Regions from separate parts of the Homo sapiens genome. Here region 2 is linked to region 1. A link is an interaction called in ENCODE POLR2A ChIA-PET data of the cell type or tissue named here. Cell type or tissue: PC-9. All regions are shown on one strand. Each heading gives the region's core, and the rest is flanking DNA. Links, peaks and the distances in the headings are about the cores only. Region 1 has its middle 15 kb from the start of LINC03004. Region 2 overlaps LOC105378021 (a long non-coding RNA gene).

Evidence for each region. Peaks named below come from ENCODE experiments on the same cell type or tissue, not always from the same donor. Only the 100,000 strongest peaks of a DNase experiment are listed, where the experiment ranks them.
Region 2: POLR2A ChIA-PET joins it to region 1 with 10 read pairs; 3 of 35 experiments call an interaction of 5 or more read pairs at or near these places.

The regions. Positions count from the first base shown.
Region 1 is chr6:137,678,840-137,683,246 of GRCh38, reverse strand. No RefSeq gene overlaps it. Among named protein-coding and RNA genes, the nearest start is that of LINC03004, 15 kb to the right of the region's middle. RefSeq lists an enhancer at 1,055-2,254. In PC-9, for the core only: no CTCF peak of the experiment used is centred there; a DNase peak (open chromatin) is centred at 2,096; H3K27ac peaks cover 2,524 bases.
Region 2 is chr6:138,015,255-138,019,661 of GRCh38, reverse strand. It overlaps LOC105378021 (a long non-coding RNA gene), which reads left to right. Exons shown (of 3, transcript XR_943062.2): 3 at 3,990-4,116. Among named protein-coding and RNA genes, the nearest start is that of SIMALR, 72 kb to the right of the region's middle. In PC-9, for the core only: no CTCF peak of the experiment used is centred there; no DNase peak of the experiment used is centred there.

The sequences.
Region 1 (4,407 bases), core at 107-4,106:
ATCAAAACCACAATGAGATACCATCTCACACCAGTTAGAATGGCGATCATTAAAAAGGCAGGAAACAACAGGTGCTGGAGAGGATGTGGAGAAATAGGAACACTTTTACACTGTTAGTAGGACTGTAAACTAGTTCAACCATTGTGGAAGACAGTGTGGCAATTCCTCAAGGATCTAGAACTAGAAATACCATTTGACCCAGCGATCCCATTACTGGGTATATACCCAAAGGATTATAAATCATTTTAATATAAAGACACATGCACACATATGTTTATTGTGGCACTATTCACAAAAGCAAAAACTTGGAACCAACCCAAATTTCCATCAATGATAGACTGGATTAAGAAAATGTGGCACATATACACCATGGAATACTATGCAGCCATAAAAAAGGATGAGTTCGTGTCCTTTGTAGGGACATGGATGAAGCTGGAAACCATTACTCTGAGCAAACTATCACAAGGACAGAAAACTAAATACCGCATGTTCTCACTCATAGGTGGGAATTGAACAATGAGAACACTTGGAAACAGGGCGGGGAACATCACACACAGGGGCCTGTCATGGGGTCGGGGGAGGGGGAAGGGATAGCATTAGGAGAAATACCTAATGTAAATGACAAGATAATGGGTGCAGCAAACCGACATGGCACATGTATACATATGTAACAAACCTGCACATTGTGCACATGTATCCTAGAACTTAAAGTATAACAAATAAATAAATAAATAAAAAGAATTGGGTGTTTTGGTTATCTAGAAGTTCAGTATCTTGCATGATGCTGAACTTTTGCTATTCCAAATTATCTAAGGTCTCCTTTGGCTCCACTAGTGACCCCTGAAACAGTTCCCTCCTTGTAGCACAGCTCAATTGTTAGGAAATTCTCTAGCATTTTAAACTTTTTTCTACCATCCACTTTGCTGGCGCTTCCACCTCACAGCTTCATCCTGCTCATTGAGCCATATACCAAGTCTCACTCTTCTCCTTCATCACCATGGAAAGGCAGCTGTCATAAGCCAAATCCAACCCTCAAGTCTAAACTTGACATCTCTCCAGTTCTGGTAACCATTCTCTAAGTCATATGGTTTCTAGAACCCTCACTGTTTTGCTTGCCCTTCTTGTGAAGCTTTACTTTATAAAAAACAAAAACAAAAACAAAACACTAAGGCCTGGGCTGGGCATTATGGCTCACACCTGTAATCCTAGGACTTTGAGAGTCCAAGGTGGGTGGATCACTTGACCCCAGCAGTTTGAGACCAGCATGGGCAAGATGGCAAAACACTGTCTCTATAAAAAAAAAATAGCCAGGCACGTTGGCATGCATCTGTACTCCCAGCTACTTGGGAGGCTGAGGTGGCAGATCACTTGGGCCAGGAGGTCAAGGCTGCAGTGAGCCGTGATTGCGCCACTGCACTCCAAATTGGGTGACTGGGTGAGACCCTGTCTCAAAGAACTAACAAACAAAAACAACCAACCAACCAAACAAACCTAAGGCCAAAAGAGATAAATTATTTGCTCTAAATCATACAATCAACATCAGAGCTGAAACTTGTATTCCTTATTTGCAATGAATTGACTCACAGTGTAGCAATTTCTTTTTTACCTTGAATGATGCTGTATTATAAATCAACAGGGAAGCCAGAGATGCTATGAGAATACACCAACGGATAAGCAATCAGACCACACAGTTTCTAGGATTTCTCTTTCAAATGAAAACATGACTACTTTTTGAACAAAAGGGTTGAACACATTTGAAGAAAATCAATATTGTCTCTATTTCTTAGGTAATGAAACTGATAGCTTTTGAAGAATATGCTATCTTCCAGAGCTAAGAAATTCAAGGTGGGTAATGAGCATACTAGATTTTTAATGTCTAATACATTTAAGACGGTTATATACATTTCCTTTATACTTGGTAAACTATGTCTCTATCTGAACTTATCTTTTTAAAGAATATATAAACACTATATGTAGTCCTGAGAAGCAGCTTGGTACTGTACTACCTATTTGAGAGTAAAAGACATGTGACGTAGGTTTGTGTTTATTGTAAATGTTGAGATTTATGAATTGCTGAGTCATCCTTACCAAGAATCCTGGAAATTAGCGATCTTGATTTGACTGTGATTTCTCCCTGAGGTCAGTTCTAGGTCATTGTATTCTGAGTCTTTCTGCCACTTAGTCATGATGGGAATTAAAGTTGACCTGGATTTCCCCCATTGACATTGCCACTTGATTAGCTCCGAAATATAGAGATTATGAATCCTGTTTCATTCTAGACTTAAGTAGCAGGAAACTTCTGCTTTTCTTCTCAAACATACTCCTTCAAATTTATAGATGTCAGAAATCTCCATAGAATCACAGGGCAGATGTTTCTGGCGTGTGATTCACTCATAGAGACTAGGTGGGTATCATTATAGAAATTTTCACAGGCTCCCAGGGTACTACAAATTAGAGCCATTTCTTACTAATTTCAATCTATTTGGGTGAAGAGCAGTCAGAATTTTTTAAATCTTTTAATCATATGTTTAGAAAAACTTCTTGCAATAATTTCAAACTTACAAAATTTTTTATACAATACATAAAATATTCATATATCCTTTACCCAGATTTCTAAAATTTTTAACATTTTAACCACAATTTAAAAATCATTGTTTTTCTGTTTGCCCATGTCTGTACTCTTTTATATTTTTTGAATCATTTGAGGGGTAAGCCTTTTACACTTTCTTTTACCTCTTAATATTTTCTAATTATTGCCTAAGACTAAGGACATTCTTTATTCTTTATTTATTTATTTATTTTTGAGACAGAATTTCACTCTGTCACCTAGGCTGGAGTACAGTGCTGTGATCTTGGCTCATTGCAACCTCAGTCTCCCAGGTTCAAGCAATTCTCCTGCCTCAGCCTCCTGAGTAGCTGGGATTACAGGTGTGTGCCACCACGCCCAGATAATTTTTGTATTTTTAGTAGAGATGGGGTTTCACCATGTTGGTCAGGCTGGTCTTGAACTCTTGACCTCATGATCCACCCACCTCGGCCTCACAAAGTGCTGGGATTACAGGCGTGAGCCACTGTGCCCAGCCTGGCATTCTCTTACATAACCATAGTACAGTTATCAAATTCAGGACACTTTGATGCAATAGTTTTATGTATATTTTTTCCAATTATCTCAGTAATGTCCTCTATAACTTTTTTACCCTTTCCAGTCCAGAAGCCAGTACAGGACCATGGATTACATTTAGTTGTCTGTTTCTTTAGTCTCTTTTAACCTAGATCAGTTCCTTAGTCTTTCCTTTGCCTTTCATGGCAAAAGCCAGTAGTTTTATGGAATGTTTCTCCATTTGGGTTTGCTGATGTTTCCTCCCTGGCCACAAAACTACATAAACAATTCTGTGTCCTCCTCAGGTATCCCAGGCATAAAATATCCATCTGCTCCTCATTCATTCATTATATTAATTTTGATCACCTGATCAAACTCTTGTTCATTTTCTTCACTATAGAATTTCTATTTTCTCCCTTGCAACTAGTAAGCAATATGTTGAAAGACACTTTAAGCCCATGCAAATATTCTACTCCTCATCACACTTTTCTTCCTAAACTTGATTCTTGCTCTAATTCAAGTTTGCTATAATGGCTGTAAACTGTTGATATTACATGTTTACCCACTCTCTCCACATTTATTGGTAGGTGTTCTTTTGTTCTATAAGAAATGTCTCTCTCCCTCCCCTTTCCTCTCTCTCTCTCTCCCTTTCCTCTTTCTTCTCTCCCCTCTCTCACTTCTCTCCTCTTTGCCTCTCTTCCTCTCTCCCTTCTTCCCTATTATTAGTATGAATATATAGATTCCAATTTTATCCATGGGTTATACTTCATTTTTCTTATTAATGCTTTTTTTTTTTGAGAAGGAGTTTCATTTTTTCCCCCAGGCTACAGTGCACTGGCACAATCTTGGCTCACTTCAACCTCCACCTTCTGGTTTCAAGTGATTTTCCTGCCTCAGCCTCCTGAATAGCTGGGATTACAGGCGCTTACCACCATACCCAGCTAATTTTTGTATTTTTTAGTAGAGACGGGGTTTCACCACTTTGGCCAGGCTGGTCTCGAACTCCTGACCTTGTGATCTGCCCACCTCAGCCTCCCAAAGTGCTGGGATTACAGGCATGAGCCACCATACTCGGCCTTTGTTATTAATACTTTTAATGCTCAGATTGTCACAGACTTGGAAAGTTGGATCCCCTTTAAGCTGGCTCCCTTTTGATATGCTCCCATAATTTTTGTTTAAAACAACACTTTCTTGCTTTCTGGTTCAACAAGATATTTCAGACCCATCAAGTAGCATCCCTGTTCCAGCGCAGGAATCAGCCATTTCTCAAAGGACCTCTCTTTACTTATCATGGGGAATGGTATTTA
Region 2 (4,407 bases), core at 200-4,199, 340 kb before region 1:
TGGCCTTCAGTGTCTACACATGCCAATTCCTTTCTCCCCATTTTGCCAGAAAAATCTTAATATACAGAACTAATGATCTCCTTCCACTCAAGGCTGTTTATCAAGGCTTTCTAAAGTGAGGCTCTAATCTCTCTCTCCAGCATCCACATACACATGCCTTAGGCTTTAGACTGGTGGATCTCAACTGTGGTACACAAGAGGTTCATGTGAGTAGCTTTTGAAAAACACTGATTCCCTGGCCCAGTGAATCAGATCTCTGGATGTGGGGCCCAGGAAATTGATACTTAAAAAAAATTTCCTATTTAATAATAATGTCTGACCAGGACTGAGACCCATTGCTCTAGCCAGGTGGTCACATACTGTAGTGTGCATCAGAATCCCCTGGAGGGGTATAGACATGCAGGCTGTAGGACCCCAGCACCTGGGCTTCCAATTCATGAGAACTCAGGTGAGACATGATACTTTTCCTTTCTTTTTTTATTTAATTGTGACATAATTCACATACCATAATGGTAACCCTCTCAAAAGGTACAATTTAGTAGTTTGTAGTATATTTACAAGGTTCTGCAACTATTACCACTATCTAATGCTAGAATATTTTCATCACCCTAAAAGACACCCATAGTAGCCACTTCCCATATCTCCCTGTCCCCAGCCCCCAGAAGCCACTAATCTACTGTTTCTCTCTATATATTAACCTATTCTGACATTTCATATAAAATGAATTACATAATATGTGGTCCTTTGTGTCTGGCTTCTTTCACTTACTACTATGTTTTCAAATTTCATTCATATTGTAACATGTATCATTATTTCATTCCTTTGTATAGTTGGATCATATTTCACTGTATGGATATATCACATTTTATTTATCCATTCATCAGTTGATGGACAGTTGGGTTGCTACTACTTTCTGACTATTATGAATAATGCTATTATAAAGATTCATGCACAAGTTTTTACATGGGCATAGGTTTTCATCTCTCTTGAAATACATGCCTAAGGGTGCAGTTACTGGGTCAGATGTTGAAACCTGAGAATTTGCATTTCTAACAAGTTCTCAGGTGATGCTGAAGTAGATGCTCTGGGAATCACACTCTGAAAACCACTACTACCCCCAAACTGGACTACTGACCCTGCCCTCAAATACCATGCATTTTTTACATCTGTGCTTTGTTGGTCAGTTGGCTTGAAGTGCTTTCCTTCTCATCTCCACCTTGTGACATCCTATTCATTTTTTAGGCCCATCCCCAAGGCTACCTTCACCATGAAGTCTATGCAACCATTATCTGTGTGTGTATTGTTCATGTTCCCTTGACTGAATTGTAAGCTCCTATGTGCACTGTTGTGTTTGAATCACTTTTATGTGAGAGCCCTGGCCAGGCACGGTGGCTCATGCCTGTAATCCCAGCACTTTGGGAAGCCAAGGCAGGTGGATCACGAGGTCAAGAGATGGAGACAATCCTGGCCAACATGTTGAAACCCTGTCTCCACTAAAACTCCAAAAATTAGCTGGGTGTGGTGGCATGTGCCTGTAGTCCCAGCTACTTGGGAGGCTGAGGCAGGAGAATTGCTTGAATCTGGGAGGCAGAGGTTGCAGTGAGTTGAGATTGTGCCACCGCACTCCAGTCTGGCAACAGAGCGAGACTGCATCTCAAAAGAAAGAAAGCCCTGAAGCCTAGCAGAATGTTTGTTGTTGGCACTCATTAATCATATATGTTCAGTTGAACGGAATTCCAGGTCTGTTGACTTTGTAGTCTAACGAGATGACCCTAAAACATGTGACTTTACATTTTTCCATTTTTTAAAAATCGGGTAAATCCCAACAATTTTGTACCTCGATTTTTTTTTTTTTTTACAAGTTCCGCCCTAGCTTGTCTCATGATCAGGAACCAGAAGGTCAAATGACAAAGATCCCTTAAGTTTCTATTATTAAAGGTATTTTTATGACTATTTCTTGGACATCAAAGTTACTGTAATCCTACAGCCTAGGTCTCTGTGGAATGTTGGTTTATGACTGGGAAAGCAAAATTTGCCTTTCAATGGATTACTTCAAACACACCTGCCATTTCAAAGTAGTGTGCAAAATGATAGTGCATACCCACTTATGTGTTTACCTTCCCAGTTCCCCAGGCATCCATGCTGTGAGCTGAATCTTTAAAGTGGCTAGGAATTCCCCTCAGTTAGATCAAAATTCCCCTCAGTTAGAGCCCCCTTGTTGGTGGAAATAGTTCCACTATCCTCTCTTGATGGTACTGGAAAGTCTCCATTGTCACATTTGACCTTCTGGAAAGTCAGGAACCACTCACATTTCCTGTTGCCTAATTTCCTCCTAAGGCACATAGCACTGAAGAAAGGCAGTGTGCTAATTTCACCCTCAACCATCATTGAAGACCTCTTCCAAGTCTTTCACTCCTTTTCTCTGCCTCCAGGAGTCACACTTTCTGCCTGCACAAGGATTCTTGTGAACCTGCTCACTCTAGCCAGCTTCTATCACATCTACCTGTAACAGTCTTTTTCCAATAGTATTTTGTTTATATTTATTAATGAGCTAGGAAAGATAGAATTTCATGCTTGATATGACTGTAGTATATCCTTAAAAGAGAGAAAATGAGGGAACATGTTGCTTTTTAAAAAATTAAGCTAAAAAAAGCTAGGCTGATTAAAATTCTAGAAGCCAACACTTAGAAATGGAGTAGAAAATGGTTTGATAATGACATATCCAAACATAAATAAGGCAGTTTAAAAATCAACCAGTGGGAGTGGGGGAGAAAAAATGGCTGACCTAAGTCACACTGGGAAATGGTGCTTTGACGGGAAACTACAAGACTAAGGACAAAAGGAATTGTACATAAATGTTGTATTCTAGTTGGCAAGGTTGTTTCTCATGAGGGTGTGAGTTAATTCTGAAACTTCTGTACATGTGTACTGCAATTGAACAAACAAAAAATGGATGGCAGATTATGGGAGCCAGGGCTTTTCACTGTTGGAGAGAAAGGTTACAGCTGAGTGAGGAGAAAGGCCACCATGAACCATGTTGGATTAGATCTGGAGACATCAGAATGAACTGATATCTAGCTTAACATAGACACAGATGAATAGATATAGAACTAATTACAGATATGCATATATATGTGGGTTAGTGTGCATGTATTTTCTAGCTCTGTCTGCTGAGAGGGCCTATCCACGACACCCCAGCAACAGCAAGCACACCTAGCATCCAAATTCTGGTTTCTAATGCCGTTCTCCAATATAAGCAACTAGAGTTCTTGGGAGAAATGATGGATCCCAGGGCCAATGGAAAGAATATACAAGATAAGCCTGGAACATCTTGTCATGCCAGAGTGTAAGGCTGTGCTCAAAAAACAAAACAGTGGGGCTACGTCAAACAATGGGGATGTGCCAAAGAGACACAGGAGCCAACCAAAATAGCTCCCAATAGCCAAAGCCGAACAATTTTACCAACAAAATAAATAACAAAATACTGGATTATAAAGTATAAAATCCATGACCATACTGATAAAATACATGAATTAAGAAATAAATGCAGAAGACACAAATGAAAAAAATCAGTCAACTGCAAGTTTCATTCCCATTCGCATATCACCTTGCAATTCCTCTCTTGGCCTCACTCAGTGTCACTCACCTTCCGACTTGTGCTCTCACCCAGTGCTGCCTCCAATACCTTGATCATGTCCCCAGTCTCCTACAACTCTCGAGTTTATCACATGATGATTATCCTACCTCCTTGCCATAGAGAAAACTTGCTCCTTCTTTCCAGGATATGATGCTTCTTTGTGGTCCTCTCTGGTGTGGACTGTGTACTCACCATTACTCCTCTTACCATTAGGCAAGTCAGAATTTTTCTTGTTTTCCATTCCTGCTTCATGCAAAACCAGTTTCCCTTTGTCATTTTCATGTACCAAATATATGAGTTCCCAGCACAGTTACTGACAATATATTTCTTCATTTATCATATTTCTTTCTAGCTTGTCTCACCATCATTATCTCACCAAATCTACTCAGAGGTAAAGAGGACAAGCTCTCACCAAATCTACCCAGAGGAAAAGAAGTCGTTATATGAAAAAGATACTTGCACACACATGTTTACAGCAGCACAATTCGCAATTGCAAAAATATGGAACCAGCCCAAACACCATCAATCAACAAGTGGATAAAGAAATTGTGGTACATATATACCATGGAATACTGCTCAGCCATAAAAAGGAATAAATTAATGGCATTTGCACCAACCTGGATGGTATTGGAGACTATGATTCTAAGTGAAGTAACTCAGGAATGGAAAACCAAACATCATATGTTCTCACTCATAAATGGGAGCTAAGTTATGAGGATGCAAAAGGCGGTAAGGATGATAAATGGACTTTGGGGACTTGAGGGGAAAAG